Regions from separate parts of the Homo sapiens genome. Here region 2 is linked to region 1. A link is an interaction called in ENCODE POLR2A ChIA-PET data of the cell type or tissue named here. Cell type or tissue: OCI-LY7. All regions are shown on one strand. Links, peaks and the distances in the headings refer to the core of each region. The heading gives the core; the rest is flanking DNA.

Evidence for each region. ChIA-PET counts read pairs that join two places held together with the same protein. Peaks named below come from ENCODE experiments on the same cell type or tissue, not always from the same donor. Only the 100,000 strongest peaks of a DNase experiment are listed, where the experiment ranks them.
Region 2: POLR2A ChIA-PET joins it to region 1 with 9 read pairs; 14 of 35 experiments call an interaction of 5 or more read pairs at or near these places.

The regions. Positions count from the first base shown.
Region 1 is chr4:139,293,188-139,298,565 of GRCh38, reverse strand. It overlaps NDUFC1 (NADH:ubiquinone oxidoreductase subunit C1), which reads left to right. Exons shown (of 6, transcript NM_001184989.2): 2 at 1,123-1,181; 3 at 2,606-2,834; 4 at 3,420-3,523. The coding sequence starts at 2,768. Among named protein-coding and RNA genes, the nearest start is that of NAA15, 5.6 kb to the left of the region's middle. RefSeq lists an enhancer at 2,412-2,975. In OCI-LY7, for the core only: CTCF peaks have their summits at 2,495 and 2,697 (motif pointing right); DNase peaks (open chromatin) are centred at 2,715, 3,175 and 3,535; H3K4me3 peaks cover 3,038 bases; H3K27ac peaks cover 3,132 bases.
Region 2 is chr4:139,187,995-139,193,372 of GRCh38, reverse strand. All of the region lies in intron 1 of LOC105379412 (a long non-coding RNA gene), which reads right to left. Among named protein-coding and RNA genes, the nearest start is that of ELF2, 13 kb to the right of the region's middle. In OCI-LY7, for the core only: no CTCF peak of the experiment used is centred there; no DNase peak of the experiment used is centred there.

The sequences.
Region 1 (5,378 bases), core at 70-5,069:
CCCAGGCTACTCTTGAACTCCTGGGCTTAAGCAATCCACCCACCGCAGCCTCCCAAAGTGCTGGGATTATAGATGTGAGCCCCAACGCCCGGCCTGCTGCTGAATCTTTTTTTTTTTTTTTTTTTTTGAGACAGAGTTTCGCTCTTGTCGCCCAGGCTAGAGTGCAATGGTGCGATCTCAGCTCACCGCAACTCTGCCTCCTGGGTTCAAGCGATTTTCCTGCCTCAGCCTCCCGAGTAGCTGGAATTACAGGCATGCACCACCATGCCCGGCTAATTTTGTATTTTTAGTAGAGACAGGGTTTCTCCATGTTGGTCAGGCTGGTCTTGAACTCCCGACCTCAGGTGATCCGCCCGCCTCGGCCTCCCAAAGTGCTGGGATTACAGGCGTGAGCCAGGGCGCCCAGCTGCTGAGTCTTAAAAAATAAAAACTTATAGATACATCTTGGTGTGTGGGGAGGTGGGAGGTTGTTGGTTTTTTTCTTTTGTTTTGTTTTTGTGACAGGGTCTCACTGTGTCACCGAGGCTGGAGTACAGTGGCAGAGTCTTGGCTTACTGTAGCCTCACCTCCCAGGTCCAAGCGATCTTCCAACCTCAGCCTCCCGAGTAGCTGGAACCACAGACATGCACCACCACACCCAGCTAATTTTTTAAAAAATCATTTTGTAGAGATAGTTATCTACCTATGTTGCACAGGCCAGTCTTGACCTCCTGGACTCAGGCAATCCATTTACCTTGTTCTCACAAAGTGCTAGGATTAGAGGCCTGAGCCACTGTGACTGGCCCAAGTCCTAAGTTTGATTCATAGTATTCTCATGCATGCTGTATCAATAAAAATAGGGATTTTTTGTTTTGTTTTTTGCATTTTATACTGTTTTTCAATTCTTGCTCTTTTTTTACCTTCCTTGGGAGATGTGATTTTTTCCCAGTGGAAAAATCTTGGACTGAAACTTTGCTTTTCTAGCTGCTAACTCAAATCCTCTCTCTTTTCACCTGGATCATAAATAAGATTTTAGTGTTCAAATTCTGAAGATGCTTACATGAATGTTATGAAGCAACTTCTAACAAAATATTATAGATATTAGTTCCTAGCTGGAATTACTTAATCAGGATTCTTTTCTAGATGCAGTTTCACATACAGCTGGGTACTCCAAGTGTACAGTTCCCATCAGCTCTAATATGGTGAGAAAAATGTGCTTATACTTCATCACTTTCCCAAAATACACACTAGTAAAAGGATACAAGGGCCAAAGCTCTGAAAAAGAACAAAGCAGTCTTTCTCAATAGCAGTACTGAAATTAGTAATTTGCTTACTGGTTCTGAATACTCTGACTAAAGATAGCATCTGTTTCAACTTGTTGGATACTAGCAAAAGCTTCATCAGGACAAGCTTCCAACGGATGGTGTAGAAAGGATATACAACTGACAGGTTGCTGAGTGGACAATAAGTGGCGAACCAACAACTGGCTCAGCACATTCATTGGGTAGTTTACTTACTTGAGCATGAGTCCAGGAGGCTCAAACTAGGTTACAAACTAAAGTGACTCACAATTTAGCAATCCATTTAGCCACCATTTGCATGTTAAAATGAGCCAGAAAACACAGTGCAATTAATTGACTTTTTGGTCAATAATTTTTGGTTAAAAAAGATCTTAAAATAACATTGCTAAAGAGAATATAGGAGATTTGCTAACATTTATTTTGGTTTTAAAATTAATGACATAAAGTTTAAAGGATTAGTTTTAAAGGGTCAAAATGTATTGTCTGTTACCTATAAATATTTTTACTGGTCTTTAGACATCAGATTGAACTGAATTGAATGTACAAAGATCTGGCTCAACTGTGCAAGATAAAACCTATTCCTCAGAACGATGTCTTTAATAGGCAAAACCAAATAAATTGTTTACTACTACCAGACACTTGTTTAAGCTTCTCAGCAACCCTATAGGTTTTATGTTACAGATGTAAAACTTAGGTATAGAGAGGTTAAGTAATTTGCCTAGAAATCATAGAGCTAAAAAGTGGTGAGCAGAATGGCTTTGAACGCTGATTCTACAGCTTATGGTCTAGGGTGGTCCAAGTCTGTTAGGTGGGCTAATGAGGATCACTAGATCTGGAGTCAGAAGACCTCAAACTGTATCCCACCTCTGCCATCTGTGTGATCTTAAGCCTACCTAAGGCACTAATTCTACTTCACAGGTTTGTGAGGCTTCAGTATGATCGTGAGTGTAAGTGGTAAGTGTTAAGAGATCTTTTCAACTGTAAAATATAATATGTCACCTTGGATGAGTAGCTGTCTTCTTTAAGCTTCATCTGTAAATTGAGGCTTATAACCACGGCATGATATGTGCTCGTTTTGAAGATGAAATAAGACAATGAATGTAAACCATATGATACATTAATGCACCGTGCCTGGACCACAGAATTCAATCCAAATGCTAGTTATTATTCAGCACGACACTTTTCTTTCTTCTGGCTCATGTAGGAAAATTTTAATAAACCTCTTGATGAATAGCCGTAGAGATGGGGTGAAAAACCCCCAGAGGACAGAGAATAGGTAAACTCTTTTTTCTTTTAATTATTTTCTTCCTAATTCCACTGTATAGACAGAAGGCTGAGGCCGGGGTGCTAGAGAACCTTGCCGTGCTGGAATTCACGTTGACGCCCCCACGGAGCTCTGCTGCAGAGCCCTCGAGTCCCGCACTTCCGGCCGCCAGGTGGCGCTGGTTCTGTTGCCAACTCGGAGAGACTGAGCTGGGCCACGCAAGATGGCGCCGTCCGCCTTGCTGCGTCCCCTTTCCCGGCTGCTGGCCCCCGCCAGGCTCCCGAGCGGCCGTGAGTATCCTCCTCGTGCAGGCCGACTCGACCCTCAGATTACCCCTCCTAAGGCGGACCCAGCCCACGGGTGCAGGAGGCGGCAGCGGCCCGGGTTCGTCCTGCAGTGACCTTCGCCGGCAGACGACCCAAGGCCCAGCCCACGCCTGTCCCCTACGCAGGGCTCTCTGCTCCCCATCACCCGCCTCTAGCACTTATCCAAGTTCAACCTGACCACTCTTGGCCTTTGTAAATGGACTTTGGGTCCTTGCCTTCCCCACCTCTGTACGTTAGGTCCCGTAAACCGGGAGAGGAGACACCCTCCCCGGGGCGCCCCTTACATGACCACTCCCGAGTCGTCTGAGGGTCCGCAAGCCCTTAAACGAGGCTTTGAAAGCCTCGGACAGGACAGGTGCGTCCTGTCTAACTCGCCAGTGGCCCTGGGCGAGGTACTTGATCTCTTTGAACCTCTATTTCCTTGGCTGTTTAAGTGGGAGATGGGGGAGTTGAAGGGAGAATTAAATGCGATAATACGCACGTAAATGTTAGGGTTTTTTCCCTACAAGGCAGTAAGTTACAAATTTACAGACCCTCTTCCCCTTTCAGCTTCAGTGCGATCAAAGTTCTACGTGCGAGAGCCGCCGAATGCCAAACCTGACTGGCTGAAAGTTGGGTTCACCTTGGGCACCACTGTCTTCTTGTGGATCTATGTAAGTACTTTACTCCCGGATGTCGTGAGACTACACCAGCGTGGTAAGGGAATGACATAACATTGCGAGATTGAATGGTGCTGTTATATGTTGTATGGCAGTGAAACTCTCATAACAGTAGGATATTTATATAATCGCTGATACGTATTTTTCCATAAGAGAAATCCCAAGGACTAAAAAGAAATTAAGATTTCAGCAACATTGAAAAAGTATGATGGGACTAAAATTTCTGTTATTGTTCCTTAACATGGTTTTGTAAGGAATGGCAGTTTTACTAAATAGTAATTATACTTTTTTTTTTTTTTTTTGAGATGGAGTCTCACTCTGTCTCCCAGGCTGGAGTGCAGTGGCGTGATCTCGGCTCACTGAAAGCTCTGCCTCGCGGGTTCACGCCATTCTCCTGCCTCAGCCTCCCAAGTAGCTAGGACTACAGGCGCCCGCCACCACGCCCGGCTAATTTTTGTATTGTTGGTAGAGACGGGGTTTCACCGTATTAGCCAGGATGGTCTCGATCTCCTGACCTATTGATCCGCCCGCCTCGGCCTCCCAAAGTGTTCTGATTACAGGCGTGAGCCACCACGCCCGGCAATAGTAATTATACTTTATTTCTTAATGAGAATTGAGGCTAATTGGAGTTTTATGAAGGTACCTTTTTCAGATGCTGTAAGGACAAACCAGCAGTGTGCAAGTTGTACAAATTGAATCCCAGTAGACTTCCATTAGGTTTTAATCAATGTTTGTATAAATACATTGTTGGAAATTGTACATAGTGTGTAGCGACCTTTTTAAAAAAATTTTCAGGCCGGACGTGGTGGCTCACACCTGTAATCCCAGCACTTTGGGAGGCCAAGGTGGGCGGATCACGAGGTCAAGAGATCCAGACCATCCTGGCTAACACAGTGAAACCTCGTCTCTACCAAAAATACAAAAAAAATTAGCCAGGTGTAGCGAAGGGCGCCTGTAGTCCCAGCTGTTCAGGAGGCTGAGACAGCAGAATGGTGTGAACCCGGGAGGTGGAGCTTGCAGTGAGCCGAGATCGTGCTACCGCACTCCAGCCTGGGAGATACAGCGAGACTCTGTCTCAAAAAAAAAAAAAAAAAAAAAAAAAAAAATTCACACCACATGCTTTACACATAAACTTGCGTTTAATCATTTCAACAACACTACGTGGCACCTACTATTGTTGACCCGTTACAGATAAGAAACACTTGGAGAAACTAGTTTGCTGAACCCAGTTCTCCTGACTTCAGAGGCCACACTATCCTAGAAAAGACTGTGAAACACTGCCTCTGTTGGGATAAAATTTCTTTTTAAAGTTAAAGTATCTGCTATATTAATATTTAAAATTTTGTTTTTTATCTAATGGGTTTGGGACTTCCTCCACTGTCCCCCAGCTCTAAGATATTTTAAATTTTCTTGTTGAAGTGGTTCAGATTTTTGACTTGGAAAGGGGTGAGAGATTTTGAGTCACTTACAACTTAATAGTAACTCATCTTTTTGAATAATGTTGCTTATAATGAATTTTATACATTCTTAATTTAAGGTTTTCTCTAACAAGAAGCTTAATTACTGCTGAGAGCACTAGTGATTGAACTTGGATCTTTGATTGCCATGAATGTCATCGTATATAAGCCATTTTTCCAGTTGCATATTCTGTCAGACAGTGGTCCTAAAAATGTGACTGTCCTCCATGACATCTAATTAATACACATACAGTTTCGTGATGGGGTTGGTCATTCAATCAAGGTATCCTACTTCTAAGATTAGAAGCATAACACGCACCCACCAACCAGCCTGGATCCCATTTAATAACCAAGTTGTGCTGTATCATATTGATTTACCCCTTCATGATAAG
Region 2 (5,378 bases), core at 287-5,286, 110 kb after region 1:
GCCTGGCTAATTTTTTGTATTTTTAATAGAGACGGGGTTTCACCATGTTATCCAGGATGGTCTCGATCTCCTGACCTCGTGATTTGCCTGCCTTGGCCTCCCAAAGTGCTGAGATTACAGGTGTGAACCACCGCGCCCGGCCAGTTATGCAACTTTTAAAAGGCCTGAAACCTAATACAATTTAAGGAGGCCCTCTTTAAAAAAAAGAAAAAAAAGAAAAAGAGAAACTACAGTGTCATGGATGAAGTAAGAACCAAAAGCTATAGTGAATCAAAGGAGGGCAAAAATCAAACTTAGTTTGGAGGGTGGGAGGTGTGTCAGAAAATCAGGAAAAGCTTCATGGTGGAGATATATTTGGATGTATAAAAGCTTCATGGTGGAGATAATATTTGAGATGAACCCTGAAGAATATGCAGCTCTGACAGAACAAGAGAGGGAATTTTGTGTAGAAGAAGTATCCTGAGCAAAGGCATATGGGTGGGAAAGTTCAGGCATGATCCGTTTGTAGCCATTTGTGACTGGTGCCCAGACTCCGCCAAGAAAAGTGGTGGGAAGTAAGCCTGGAAAGATAGACATGGGGCTATTGTACAGAGGCCTTCAATGCCAGGATGAGGAGTTTGTACTCAGAGATTCTGAGTAGTAACATCATCACATCTATGCTTTAGGAAGATTAATCTGGACAGCATATATAAAGCAAATTGGAATTGGACACAGAATTAAGCCTACCTGTTACAGGGCTAATGCAGTAATCTGTGAAAAATATAACAGAGCCTTGTTTGAGACACTTTGGTTTGCAAAAAATGGAAACCAACTTGATGTAGCCTATGCTAAAAAGGGAGAGTAGGCCGGGCGCGGTGGCTCACGCCTGTAATCCCAGCACTTTGGGAGGCCGGGGCTGGCGGATCACGAGGTCAGGAAATCGAGACTATCCTGGCTAACTCGGTGAAACCCCGTCTTTACTAAAAATACAAAAAAATTAGCCAGGCGTGGTGGCGGGTGCCTGTAGTCCCAGCTCCTTGGGAGGCTGAGGCAGGAGAATGGCGTGAACCCGAGAGGCGGAGCTTGCAGTGAGCCGAGATCGCGCCACTGCACTCCAGCCTGGGCGACAGAGCGAGACTCTGTCTCAAAAACAAACAAACAAACAAACAAAAAAATTTAGCTGGGTGTGCTGGTGAGTGCCTGTAGTCCTAGCTTCTTGGGAGGCTGAGGTGGGAGGATCACTTGAGCCCAGGAAGTTGGGGCTGAGGTGAGCCATGGCACCACTGCACTCCCATCTGGGTACAGAGCAAGACTATATCTAAAAAAAAAAAAAAAAAAAAAAAAAAGTGTTATTTTTGGTGATTTATTTCCCATTCTAAATAAATATTCTATTTGTACCCATAATTTTCTATTTATTTAAAAAAGAGGGCCTCCCTCAAATTGTATTAAGTTTCAGGCCTTATAAGAGGTGGACTCCCCCCAGCCATTAGAATGATCTGGGTCCGGAAAGCTGCCAGGAACCTACACACTTCTCTCTGCTCTCTAATGTCTGAGTCTCCTTGTGGCAAAGCCACAGCAGAAGGGCTTTTCCTGCTTCTCAGTTTCCATACGGCAGACTGTGATTCTCTCACAACTACCAGCATACAAAATTCCAGAGACATTAAGAGACTGTAGATGGCCTGTTGGTCCCAGTTCCAAATTCTGGAAAGAACAGGTATGATAGGCCCAGCTTAGATGAGGTACACCTTGCTGATTCAATCATTCGGCTATAGCCAAAGAGAGCAATGTCACATGGCAGAAGTATGGCTGCTGGGGCAGAGCCAGGGCCTGGTGGTCAGAGAATGAGGCTGGAGTGAAAGCGTGTGAGAACAGAAGGAATTGGTAGGGAGCCTCAGAACTGATGAGATTAGACTGGGGAGTAAAGCAAGAATGTTAAACAGGAGCAGAACCCTTTTATGGCCCAGTATGGGGGTAGAAGTGATAATCAAAGTGAGGGTCACAGTGGTAGTAGGTAAATCAGTTACTTGAAATTTGCTTTCTTGGGTTAATCCTTGGAGGCTTTGAGTTATATTTATTAAGTGAGGCTATATTTCCTTATAGCATTTCAAGCTCATTTATTGTCTTTTAAGATATTTTTAAAGAGATGTTTTACCTCGTTATAGCTGGTTAAGAAGATTTTTCAGACCTGGCATGGTGGTTTATGCCTGTAATCCCAGTACTTTGGGAGGCTGAGATGGGAGGATGGCTTGAGCTCACGAGTTTGAGACCACCCTGGGCAACATAGTGAGACCCTAACATCTCTATAAAAAATAAATAAATAAAATGTTATAAAGGAGATTTTTCATATGCTACCCTTTTAATGCTATCATTTCAGACTGATGTTAACTTTGTAAGTTCTAAAGCTTAAAAAAATAAAATGTTTGTTTCAGACTGATGTGAACTTTGTAAATTCTAAAGCTTAAAAAAAAAAAGTTTGTTACCTGGTAGACTAAATGGCCTTAAGCCCTGGTAAATATATGTATGTTTATTGTAATCTGTCTTCTCTTTTTTTCCTCTAATCACATCTTCAAAATGTTTATCCTACAAAAATAAAAACAGCTAGAATGCCTGGAATATACAAAAAAGTCCTGCTTTTTTGTCTTACTTTTTCATCCTTTCACTCCATTCATTTCATCCCAAAAATCTGATTCTAGAAAACAGGATCACTGTAAAGATGTTGCAGTGGGAAGAGAATTCCACAAATTCAGTCACTTATATCACAGTCCGTGATACTACTTCTTAATCTCATTTCAAGGTATCTAGACCATTTAGACCAAAACCTTCTGTGTCGTCTGAAAACTCTACACTCAAAAAGCTCAGTGCTGGCCGGGCATGGTGGCTCAATGCCTGTAATCTCAGCACTTTGGGAGGCCAAGGTGGGTGGAGCACGAGGTCAAGAAATCGAGACCATCCTGGCCAGCATGGTGAAACCTGTCTCTACTAAAAATACAAAAATTAGCTGGGCGTGGTGGTGCGTGCCTGTAGTCCCAGCTACTCGGGAGACTGAGGCAGGAGAATCGCTTGAACCTGGGAGGCGGAGGTTGCAGTGAGCAGAGATCGTGCCACTGCACTCCAGCCTGGGGATAGAGCAAGACTCCGTCTCAAAAAGAAAAAAAAAAAAAAAAAGCTCAGGGCTATTCACTTGGTGCTGATAACCACATGTGCATCTTCTGTAAAACTTTTTCCGTTGCTGTTCTCAGCATACTGGCATTTGGGAGTTCAGTATATTAGGGCCTGAGAGGCACTAAATAGTTTATCTAATCTGGATATTCGGGACTGATGTTATAGGCACACCCTAATATCTAGTTCCTGCCTAATTTAACAAGTATTACATTAATGATTGAAGGGCTCTTTGGGCTAATGATAAATAAAAAATATTAAAGACTGAAATTTTTAATACACAATATAAAAATAATTAAATTTTCTATCACATAAATATTAGAAAAATACCAAAATTGGTTAATAGTAAATGTCAACTACCATATAAAAATACACAAGACATCCTGAGGAAAAACTGAAAAGCAAAATAATTTTGAACATACAGACACGGCTAGCTATAGTCAAAATTATAAAGTAGGCTGGGTGTGGTGTCTCATGCCTGTAATCCCAGCACTTTGGGAATCCGAGGCAGGAGGATCCCTTGAGTCCAGGAGTTCAAGACCAGTCTGGGCAACATAGTGAGAACCCTGTCTCCATAAAAAATAAAAAATTAGCTAGGGATGGTGGCATGCACCTGCAGTTCCAGCTACTTGGGAGGCTGAGGTGGGAGGATTGCTTGAGCACAGGAGATCCAGGCTGCAGTGAGTCATGATCGTACCACTGAACTCCAGCCTGGGTGGCAGAGTGAGACTCTATCAACAAAACCAAACCAGAAAACCCCCAAGTTATAAAGTAGATAATTGTCCACATTCAAGTCCACTGTTGGCTAATGAATTTTAGCTCTTTCCTATTTTCCTTAGTTTCCTAATTTCCCCAATCTCTCCCTGCCTCACTAGATCCAAGCCTGCCTCTGTCAATCTATACTTGACTTCCTCTCTTCCCCTCAGCTTCACTAGTTTGCTTGCCTCCTGCCCTGACTCAGCAAGTTAATTAAAGAGAGCCCGTTATTGCTAAATCCCTTCCTCTAGGCTCAAGGGCATCACCTAAGACCTTCCTCTTTCCCACTTCTCACTTCAGTGACCTCAAAAAGGGAGCCTGTGAAAATAAGAAAAACTGGATTCAAATTCCATTTCTGCTCAGCTGTATTAGGCAGAGGTATTATCTATCCTTAGGAGAGCACACTATAGGGAGAGGCTGGCCTGACACCCTGGGGATGATAATGAGGAGGAGGAGGAGGAGGAGGAGGAGGCTGGGCAGACTGTTAAGAACTTGCAGCCTGGAGTCAGCTAGTTTCCCCTGCTCACTTACTGGTGATTCTGGGAAAAGTCAGTTTCTTTTTCTTTCTTTTTTCTTTCTTTTTTTTTGAGATGGTGTCTCGCTCTTTCGCCCAGGCTGGAGTGCAGTGCTGCGATCCAGCTGCGATCCACAGAACAGCTGGGATTACAGGCCCGTGCCACCACACCCGGCTAATTTTTGTATTTTTAGTAAAGACAAGGTTTCACCATGTTGGCCAGGCTGGTCTTGAACTCCTGACCTCAAGTGATCTGCCTGCCTCAGCCTCCCAAAGTGCTAGGATTACAGGCAAGAGCCACCGTGCCCGGCCATGAGCCACTATGCCCAGCCAGGTCAGTTTCATAATCTAAAATATGATAATACTATAGTATCTTCCTGATTGGGTGATTGTGAGGATTAAAAGAAAGTGCATGGCCCGGCGCAGTGGCTCATGCCTGTAATCCCAGCACTTTGGGAGGCTGAGGCGCGTGGATCACAAGGTCAGGAGATCCAGACCACCCTGGCTAACACGGTGAAACCCTGTCTCTACTAAAAATACAAAATATTAGCCGGGCGTGGTGGCAGGCGGGCGCCTGTAGTCCCAGCTACTCAGGAGGCTGAGGCAGGAGAATGGCGTGAACCTGGGAGGTGTAGCTTTCAGTGAGCCAAGATAGCGCCACTGCACTCCAGCCTGGGTGACAGAGTGAGACTCTGTCTCAAAAAAAAAAAAAAAAAAGAAAAAGAAAGGGCACCACCGGACTCGGTGGCTTACGCCTGTAATCCCAGCACTTTGTGAGGCAGAGGCGGGAGGATCACCTGAAGTTGGGAGTTCGAGACCAGCCTGACCAACATGAAGAAACCCCGTCTCTACTAAAAAATACAGATTAGCCGGGCGTGGTGGCACATGTCTGTAATCCCAGTGACTCGGGAGGCTGAGACGGGGCATCGCTTGAACCTGGGAGGCAGAGGTTGCAGTGAGCTGAGATCAC